Linked DNA regions of Homo sapiens: region 2 is linked to region 1. Evidence: chromatin contacts called from ENCODE Hi-C or POLR2A ChIA-PET data. All regions are on one chromosome and are shown on one strand. Each heading gives the region's core, a stretch centred on a gene start or an enhancer-like site at or near the end of the contact. The rest is flanking DNA. Distances are from core to core; before and after follow the strand shown.

The links. Hi-C counts contacts between places; a loop is a spot of excess contacts on that map. ChIA-PET counts read pairs that join two places held with the same protein, here RNA polymerase II (POLR2A). Pooled maps may share reads with other maps.
Region 2: a map of CD4-positive, alpha-beta memory T cell shows a loop between it and region 1 (17-fold over the local background). The contact joins the promoter of SSX2IP here to the promoter of RABGGTB in region 1. A Hi-C loop is called at or near these places in 1 of 168 maps with a recorded cell type or tissue (CD4-positive, alpha-beta memory T cell) and 3 of 50 pooled maps. POLR2A ChIA-PET finds 5 or more read pairs at or near these places in 1 of 52 experiments (activated naive CD4-positive, alpha-beta T cell).

The regions. Positions count from the first base shown.
Region 1 is chr1:75,784,067-75,789,014 of GRCh38, reverse strand. It overlaps RABGGTB (Rab geranylgeranyltransferase subunit beta), which reads right to left and starts at 2,759. Exons shown (of 9, transcript NM_004582.4): 1 at 2,741-2,759; 2 at 1,411-1,518. The coding sequence starts at 2,743. SNORD45C (small nucleolar RNA, C/D box 45C) reads right to left here and starts at 1,943; the gene lies at 1,866-1,943. SNORD45A (small nucleolar RNA, C/D box 45A) reads right to left here and starts at 1,126; the gene lies at 1,043-1,126. RefSeq lists a silencer at 2,668-2,727 and enhancers at 2,788-3,017, 3,958-4,177.
Region 2 is chr1:84,687,533-84,692,480 of GRCh38, reverse strand. SSX2IP (SSX family member 2 interacting protein) reads left to right here and starts at 2,020. Exons shown (of 14, transcript NM_001166293.2): 1 at 2,020-2,110. RefSeq lists a silencer at 1,809-2,568.

The DNA.
Region 1 (4,948 bases), core at 1,510-4,009:
TCTGTGCTGCTCAATGTTAGAAGCCATCTTCAGACACAACTATTATCAGAAAAAAACAATTATCTGAGAAGCACAGGATTAGTTAATCTATGGCTGACAATACAAACAGTGCTTTAGTTTCTCCCATGAGCCAGAGACAGAAAAACATCTACCTTTTTCATCAGTGAAGTTCAGGGAGAGTATTTCTTTCCGAGTACCTATACCATATTTATCAGACATCTATTTTAATGTGGACTCTGTACAAAACCTATTATCTATTAGTAAATTATATAACTACATGAAAAATCAAAATGCCCTAAACATGCCAAAGATGTTTAAGCCCAGATAAAACAGTGGCTAATCAATGATACATGAAAATTAGTATTAGGATTCCAGAAACAAATTTTTCCCACACTCAACAATGCATTATATTTTAAGAAGTTTTGTGGCTGGGTGGTGGCTCCTGCCTGTAATCCCAGCACTTTGGAAAGCTGGGGCAGGCAGATCACTTGAGGTCAGGAGTTTGAGACCACTCTGGCCAACATAGCAAAACTCAGTCTCTACGAAAAATACAAAAACTAGCTGGGCATGGTGGAATGTGCCTGTAATCCCAGCTATTCAGGTGGCTCACTTAAACCCAGGAGATGGAGGCTGCAGTGAGCCCAGATCGCACCGCTGTCCTCCAGTCTGGGCAACAAAGTGAGGTTATAGCTCTCAAAAGGAAAAAAAGAAGTTTTTTTAACAGGTGGTGCATCTTAGTTTGCTACTAACCCAAATTCAGGGCATAAAGATAGATAGCAGATAAAGGCAGAAACGAGTCCAGCCCCATCCATATGGCCTTAACTCCATGATTGCTAATAGAGTATTTTCAAGGTTATGGGAACCTAACACTTAAGTAAAAAATTAATACATACCATATATCCCACAAATCGGTAGACTAAGACAACTGAGTTTGGATACTACAGGGAAAAACATTTACTCTTAACTAAGTTGTTTACTACTTTTTGCTAAGATTGTCCCAGAGTTTTCCTCGAAATTTAAAAATTTAAGGTAAAACTTTTTCAAGGTCTCAGAGTAATTCTAGAGCTAAAGTGTTATTACACATCAGCAATAGATTCAGATAATACATGCCAACACATCATTGACCTTGAAAGTATTACCCCTAACTACAAAAAGAGAAACCCGTTTTGTACCTCAAACCCTCATCTACTTTGTCTGGCAAGCCCTCTCAGTATAGGTAAAAACTGAGATTCTAATAAGCCCACAGCCTCAGACGTCCAAAGCACACTTAACTGAAGTTCAAAGGCACAGCACATCCTCAGTTCTCTGCATGGAGTTGGATGCCATTTTAAGACATAAATACTGTCTCACTGCTTATGACTGTCACACTTCTTTAAAATAAACTTTCCAACATAAAAAAATTATACATACATAATCATCTTTCTTTGAGCCATAGGATGCGATATAATCTGCATGTTTCTCCAATAACAAAGTGTCCGGTGCATCTGACTTGATAATAACATCCTTCTGTGGAGTGCCCTTTCAAAATAAAGTGGTAATCTCATCAATGTTTACCTCTACAACGTTCTTCTGCCCCACAGCATAGATTCAACATACATCTCAATTTTCACTTGATTTCATCTTGTAATAGGAAAACGTTCCATTTAAAAATTGTAACTAACTAGGGAGGCTGAGGTAGAAGATCGCTTGAGCCAGGGAAATTAAGGCTGCAGTGAACTGAGGTTGTGTCACTGCACTCCATCCTGGGCGACCGGAGACCGACTCAAAAACAAAACCAAAACAACAACAACAACAACAAATTGTATCCAACAAAAAAGAACTTAAATCATTCAGGCTTCGTCTTAGTCACGATTCAGGTAATTTTCAGGTCTCAGAGTAATTCTAGAGCTAAAGTAGTAATAATCAACTTTAGATTCAGAATACATGCCAACTCATCATTGACCCAAAAAATTACCACCAGCATTTCTTGTTGTTCACTTTTCATTCAAAAAGATAAGTAAAAAATAAACACCATAGAATATCAAAGCTTATCATTTCAGGACAACTTACGGTTTACATGTGGCAGAAAGCATATTTTTAAAAAATAAAAAAATCTAACCCTTAACTTGCAAGCGAATTCTTGCTTAATCAAATGCAGGTTTCAAAGCACCTTCTAAGTACCCCAAAAGTTGTTCAAATGTATTAAATAAGCAGTTCCTTTAGCTCCATCTTCTCCACCTTTAATCCGAGTCTCTGTATTTGCAGAAGTCCCCATGTGATGCGGCTCTAGTTCTTTTCGTATCTATATCTTCCTCATTGAGAGTACACTGCAGTCACTATAACAGGTCATGAAGATTACCGGAAGTGATTAAGTACCGAATTTTCTTCTGATCCCATTAAAAATCTTAAAGCGAGACCACATCACTAACGATTTTAAAGAAATCTTTGACACCCCCTCTCCAAGAAAAAAAAAAGCCACCAATCAGCCACAGCTTTTTAGAGGGGTTCAGAAATCGGGCTGCTCAACTCTTAACAGGCCCTCCCTACAGAAGAAGGCCTGGATAAAATTAGAAGCGGCATTGCCCGCGAGGTCTGCAGAAAACGCTGAGTAATATTTCACACTCAAAAAACCTTCCAAGGCCTGTGTCCTAACCATTCTCCAGCACCAGGAAACCAATCCTAAGGTGACCAGTGTGCTTAACCCTACTCCACCCTGTCTGCTACCAACCCATCCGGACAGCAGCGCTAAACTCACACTTACCATGTCTAACAGGGAAAGGAGAGAGCAGGGTCAGTTCCTGGGTAGACTTAGGAGCCGGGCGCCTGCGCAGATGCGCCTCTCAGGCCCCCATCGCGCTCCGATATAGCTGACCACACTTTCGCCTGCAAGGCAGAGCAGTTCCACGGCTGCCGTAGGACCCCACTGATCGCTCATAGGTGTCCTCACTGCCTGCGTCCAAAGTCCTGCGACCATATGCTTGTCCCATAGTCACTCCGATTTGTCTAGAAACAGTTTTAAATAATATTTAAATATCTGAGTTGCTTTTAAGAAATCATTTGTTCTAGCTGGACGCGGTGGCTTACGCCTGTAATCCCAGCACTTTGGGAAGCCGGACAGCAGGATTGCTTGATCCTAGGAGTGTAACCACCCAATATTGTGGTTCACTTTGCCTGCTGCTGACCGATAGCCCATTTATCAAGACAGGGGACTTGCAATGGAGTCTCCCCAAGCAGTATTCAGAGTTTTTAAAGATAATTCGGCGATTAGGGGCTTGGGAAGTAGGGAGTGCTGATGGGTCAGGTTGGAGATGGACTCATAGTGGGTAGACGTGAGTTTTTCTTGCTGTTTTCTGTTCCTGGGTAGGATGGCAGAACTGGTTGAGCCAAATTACCAATCTGGGTGGTTTCAACTGATCCATGGAGAGCAGGGTCTGCAAAATATCTCAAGAACTTATCTTAGGTTTTACAATAGTGATGTTATCCCCAGGAGCAATTTGGGGAGGTTCAGAAACTTGGAGCCAGAGGCTGCATGACCTCTAAACTGTAATTTCTAATCTTGTAGCTAATCTGTTGGTTCTGCAAAGGCAGACTGGTCCCCAGGCAAAAAAGCGGTCTTTTTGGGAAAGGGATATTATCAATTTTGTTTCAGAGTCAAACCATAAACTGAATTCCTCCCTAAATTGGTTCAGCCTAGGCTCAGGAATGAAGAAGGACAGCTTAAAAGTTAGAAGCGGCCGGTGGCTCACGCCTGTAATCCCAGCACTTTGGGAGGCCAAGGCGGGCGGATCACGAGGTCAGGGGATCGAGACCATCCTGGCTAAAACCCCGTCTCTACTACAAATACAAAAAATTAGCCGGGCGTGGGGGTGGGCGCCTGTAGTCCCATCTACTCCTGAGGTTGAGGCAGGAGAATGGCTTAAACCCGGGAGGCGGAGCTTGCAGTGAGCAGAGATCACGCCACTGCACTCCACCCTGGGCGACAGAGCGAGACTAGTCTCAAAAACAAAAGTTAGAAGCAAGATGGAATCCGTTAGGTCTGATTTCTTTCACTGCCATAATTTCCTCAGTTATAATTTTGCAAAGGCGGTTCCAGGAGATCCAGACCAGCCTGGGCAATGTTGCAAGACCCCCGTCTCTACAAATAATAAAAATATGAGCCAGACGTGGTTGCCCAAGCCTGTGGTTTCAGCTACTGGGGAAGCTGAGGTGAGAGAATTACTTGAGCTGTGGGGCAGGGGGTGGAGGCTACAGTGAGCGGTGATAATGCCACTGCACTGCAGGGTGTGAGACAGAACGAGACCATGTCTCAAAAAAATAAATCATTTGTTCTTGAGGCCCTTTGCACTCTGAAAATCTGAAATGGCTGTTAATTAGTAGAGTGCCTGCTTACACGTAGTAAGTGTTCAATGAATATTTTTTAAATGAATATTAATGAAATGTTCACATTTCCTTCCTGTTTGCCTTATCTATCTCAAGGTCCAGCCCTGTACCCGCCCCCTCTCCTCGCCACACACACAGGCCACCCTCCCCACCACCACCACCGCCACCACAAACACTTCTTCGGAGAGTGCTAATAGTAAAAATATTGGAAGTTACTTTTTTTAAAAAAATTATACTGTAAGTTCTAGGGTACATGTGTACAACGTGTAGGTTTGTTACATGGATATACATGTGCCAGGTTGGATTGCTGCACCCATTAACTCATCATTTAAATTAGGTATTTCTCCTAATGCTATCCTTCCCCCCTCCCCCAACACCATGACAGGCCCCTGTGTGTGATGTTCCCTGCCCTGTGTCCAGGTATTCTCATTCTTCAATTCCCACCTATGAGTGAGAATATGCGGTGTTTGGTTTTCTATCCTTGTGATACTTTGCTCAGAATAATGGTTTCCAGCTTCATCCATGACCCCACAAAGGACATGAACTCATCCTTTTTTATGGTTGCATAGTATTCCATGGTGTATATGTG
Region 2 (4,948 bases), core at 771-3,270, 8.9 Mb before region 1:
GCAGAATATGCTGCCACAGCTCCAAACATGTCTGGCTTACTGGAGGATGTCCAAGGCAAGAAGGAAAAAACTTGTCCTTAGTCTGTCAGGATAAAATCCTTCCCCTGAAGCTCCTCATCCCCCACTCCCCATTATGGACTGAGCAGAATTAGGTCATATTTTTAGCCCCTTAACCAGTTATTGGTTAACAAAGAGGGACAGAGTACAAAGAGGTTTAGACCAGTGGTTTTCAAAGATCTGCTGAACCTTGGGGCGGCAAGTTTCCAAGACCCTTCCAGGGAGTCTGCAAAGTCAAAACTATTTTTGTTATAATACTAAGATATTATTTGCCTTTTTCCCTCTCATTATGAGTGCACAGTAGAGTTTTCCAGACGCTACCTGAAATAGCACAACAGATCGAATGCACAAACAGATATGAAAATCCAAATGCCTTCTATTAAGCAAGACATTAAAGATATGGGCAAAATTTTAAAGTAACACCATTCTTTTAACTAATTTTTTGAAAATAGTTATTTTTAATTAAAATGCGCTATTTGACATTTTTATTTTTATTCATTATTATTTTAAAAAATAGCAATTTTTAAATTTCTGTTTTAATATTAATAGCTGTAACCAACATAAAGAAAAGTTCTTGGGGCTCTCAATAATTTTACAAGTGGAAAGCGGTCTTGAGACCAAAAGATTGAGACCGCTGGTTTATTCAGGCAGATCTTATTCCTTTCCCGGGGTTGCTGAGGTCAGAGCTAAACTTCCCAGAGCTCAACTAAGCTTGGTTCAAACCTTTTAAAAATGTAACTGTTAATGGTAACGCCACCTGGGCTCAACAGCAGCTAGACGGGCCTCTGATTGCTTGGCCAAAGGAAAAGAGGAGGATTTCGTTGGGCCCTGAAGTTGTCACCGTGGCGTGCTTCTTCTGGCCCTGATCTTTCATCCAGGATTGGGGATACGTGCATGCAAACTGGGAGGTGGACATTCCTCCCGCTCTTGTTTTTCAGTGTTAGCATCTTCACTCATACTGTTTTGGTTTCAAAGTGCTCTCAGGAGTCTCCTTAAAACACCAAACCTGTTTTTCGCCTTTTGAATAAATCCCTTGGCTTCACCAAAACTAAACAAAACAAAAATCAAAGAACATCTTTGTGTAACCTATATGCCTGTGATTTCTCCATCTGATCTCCTTTCTCTGGCCTCTTTTCTTTTCTTCCCCAGTGAATTTTAGGCTGCCATGAAACCAGGGAGGAGACAGCCTGACCCTGGCCACGGGTGCAGCAGGCATACATTTTCATCGCACATACTTTGTCGAGTGGGTGTAAGACATTTTTGCATAAACTGAGTTCACGAATGCTATTTCTTAGTCTTTCCTTTGCCCGCGGTCTTCTGCCCAGATCCATTTCTTCGCCCTAATTTTACATATAACTTTCTCCCGGCTGGATTGTTTGCATCCACGACTCCCGACGCTTGAACCTCCCGTTCCTTGGACCTGACCTAATTCTAGGTGCCCGCAGTTTATTTCTCCACTTTGGCAAACGCACGTGGCTCTCCTGGAAGCTTCACTTTTGCTGCTAGGCTGGGTGTTGGGGTTCAGTGGGGCTCGGAAAACGTGCTCTAAAGTAGCCACGACCCCGGTCCCTGCAGAGTCCCGGCCCCCACAGAGCCCCGGCCCCGGACGCTGCAGGCGTCAGAAGGGGGCGGGGAGCAGAAAACGGCCGGGTGAATCACTGGGCGTAACAGGTGCCGCAGCCGCAGCTGCGCCCGCAGCGCGCGCGGACCGCAGGGATAAGGTCTTCTTTTTCTCCGGGTTTTTTTGGAGGTAAGGAGGAGACTACCGAGGCCCCCACCCGACCAATGCAGGCCACGGTTGTTCATCGCCTAGCAACTGGCGGAGCCAATGGGAGGCGGCGGGGCCTGCGGCGCCGGCGCGCGGGGGCGGGGTGGGAACCTCGGAAACCTGCGGAGGCCGGGAGGCGGCTGCAAGGGGCGGGGAAGGCGGGAGCCCGCAGCGGAGGAGGGGCCGCGGGCGGGAGGCGCTGCGAGGCGCTGCTGGCCCTCGGGCTGCGGGAGCCGGGCTAGGACGCCGAGCGGTGACTCCCCGCCGCTCCCGGGGGCCGTGACGGTGAGCAGCAGCGCCTCGCGTCGGGGATTGTGACGCGCCCCGCCAGGGAGGGGCGGGCGGGGGTGGGCGCCGGCAAGGGGCGGGCGCGCGCGGAGGTGAGAGCCGGCACCTGGCTCAGCGCCCCGTTGTTCGGCGGGAGGCTCCGCGCGGCTGTTGGGGCCGTTGCAGGGTGCGGGCGAGCGTCGACCCGGGCCGCTCCTGGAGGAGGAGGTGGGAGGTAGGTGCTGGCCCCGGGACCGCTCTCGCTGGCGTTCGCGGAGCTGCGCCTGCGGAGCGCTCTGACCCGGGGAGCCCCAAACCCTCTCTGGGATGGAGCAAGGTTGGCGCCCGGCGTTGGGGGACGAGCAGCGCGGGGACGTGGGGGAGGAGGGGATGGCCGATTTGGGGCTGCAGAGTCTCAGCAGCGGCCGTGGGGCATGCGGGGTTTGGCGATTTGCTAGTGCAGCCGCAAGAGGCAGTCTTTAAAACGAGTTATTGGGTGGCCGCTGCAGTGGAAGAGAACCCCGATAGTGGTCTAGTAAAAAGTCTAGGGGAAGAATTTACATCATCCAAGAGGCAGGCATGTGTGAAAATACTTTGGTTTATAATTTTATCATGAAAATACTTTGGTTTAGAATTTTATAGTCAACGACAGTAAACTGAATTGTGAGCTCCCTGCACATTTTTTGAGCCTATGCTGATTGCCCAGTTAGGCATATCGCTTGGGCCCAGGACATAGAATATACTAATTTGCTGTCTGCACGTATAATGTAGGAATTTTTAGATTATTACCCAGTTTCAGGACCCATAGTTGTAAATGCCAAACTGCGATTACTAGCAACGCTGATAAAGTTCTTGAATCTGAGAGAATTGAGATTTCTCTTTTCTGGACGCTGTAATAGGTTGAGGATTAGAAAAGAAGGTGATTTAGAAGTGTAAGGGTGGAGGCTTCTTGAACTTCCTGGGCTTTCTAACAATTCAGATTAGAGTCAAGGTGTAGAGTTAGCTGTGGGTGATGGATGTCATGGACCTTTTCATGGTTCATGGGGGTTTGGCTTACTGTGGGGTAGAAGAAAATTCTGGTGATCCTACAGTTTGATCCTGAACTAGAAAGGTTGGTATGAGTTGACTCATTTAGGAGAGTGAATAAAATTTGTAAAGAATTAGAAATTTGGAGAGGAAAGAAATGCCTTTAAAGTTCACGTCAAGCTATTTTGAAATTTAGAAGTTAGAGGTAGATTTATGAATTTGGATCCAGTCGGCAAAACTTGATCCATCAGATCTCTTATCCTAAAACTATCAACCTACAGGCTTAGGAAGCTTAGGTTATTCATTCACACTAAACAAGTAAGGAAAGCTAATAGCTAATTTAACACTCTGTTCTGCCTGCTGTTAATGAAGGTTTCTCAAACAAAACGGTTCTTTGAGAAGAGGGTTAGGAACTGATAATTAAAACGAAGGCTCTTTTAGTGACTGGCTGAACCTCTTAGGCCAAGTCATTTTGTACTCTTCCTTCCCTTCTCTTTCCCCAACTGTACAGGGAAGATAAAAAGCTCATGGATTACGTAACATGGGTGAGGCAGCTTGAAGATAACTGTGAAGACTTAGTTATTCTAGGATGAAATGTGGAGATCTCATAACACATTGTGCCTTGTGACAAGACTTGTTAAAGCACATTATGTTCTAAACATAATGAGGCAGATATATGAGAAAACTAAAATGTTACGCTGAAATTGTTTGCTAAAGACCTCAAGTCCAGCACAGTGTCCAATTGTATACTTGGGATCTCCTAGTACTTGACAGTCTGCTTTTTGGCCAAAGCAGGCCGTGACACCGGTTTTATAAAGTAGGCGTTTGAGTGCCTTTTATGTAGTATACCCCTAGAGAAATTAGGTGCATGAAAAGACACCGCCCCCAAATTGTGTGATTTTAATTCATTTAACATGCTTAAATTGGATCGATTTCAAAGATTTTTAAGTTATTTTTTCCATATCTTTTACAATAGCTGTGAATATGCCTTACTGGTTTCACCATTTGCTCATGACGCAAAGAGGTTTTGATACGATGTGGGTTTGTTTTGTGGCTTTGGTAATGGTGATATGGTTAGCTAGTAGTGAAGGTACAAGTTATCTTGAATTCACGAGTTTATGGGATGAGATAGAATAGAGAAATGCACCATTCATTAGTAGTAATGAAAAACATCCTAGAATTGTGCCTTTTGATTGTGGGCCAATGTTTTATGTAGTACCAGCAGATTTACTGAATTATTCTTTAGTAATTCTTTCAATAAACATTCATTAAACGCTTAGTAAGCTGCTACTTGCCTGACCTGAGGATAAAAAGATGAGTGTTGCCTTGAGGAATTTGTATTTTAGAAATTATCAGCATAGTGAGGCAGGAAGCAAAAAAACCTCACAAAAAACAAATATAGGAAGGCTTTCAAAAAGAAGGAGAATTTCAGCTGTGTCTGGTAGAGGCAGTGGAGTTCATCAAGCAGCTGGTGCATTCTGCAGCAGTGTACAGTTGAGTTACAGGTGGCTTGGTAGAGTTGGACCAGGGTGGGGTTGCCATATTAATAAGGCTGTAGAACAGTGCTGTGAACATTGACCAGTAGGTTACAGGGAACCTTCAGAAGGTTTTATGAAGGGGAATTATATTTTATTTTTACTTTAGAAGGATATTTCCACCAAAATCAGTAATTTGAGTGATCCAAAATGTATTGAGTATAGTGCAAATAATATCTGAAAGACAGTCCCACACAGCAGTTAGACTTGAAGTATATTTTGCTGAAGCCCTCAGAAACTCCAGAAAAGCAGAAATAATTATACAACAAACCTTTCTTAAGTATCTTCTACTTTG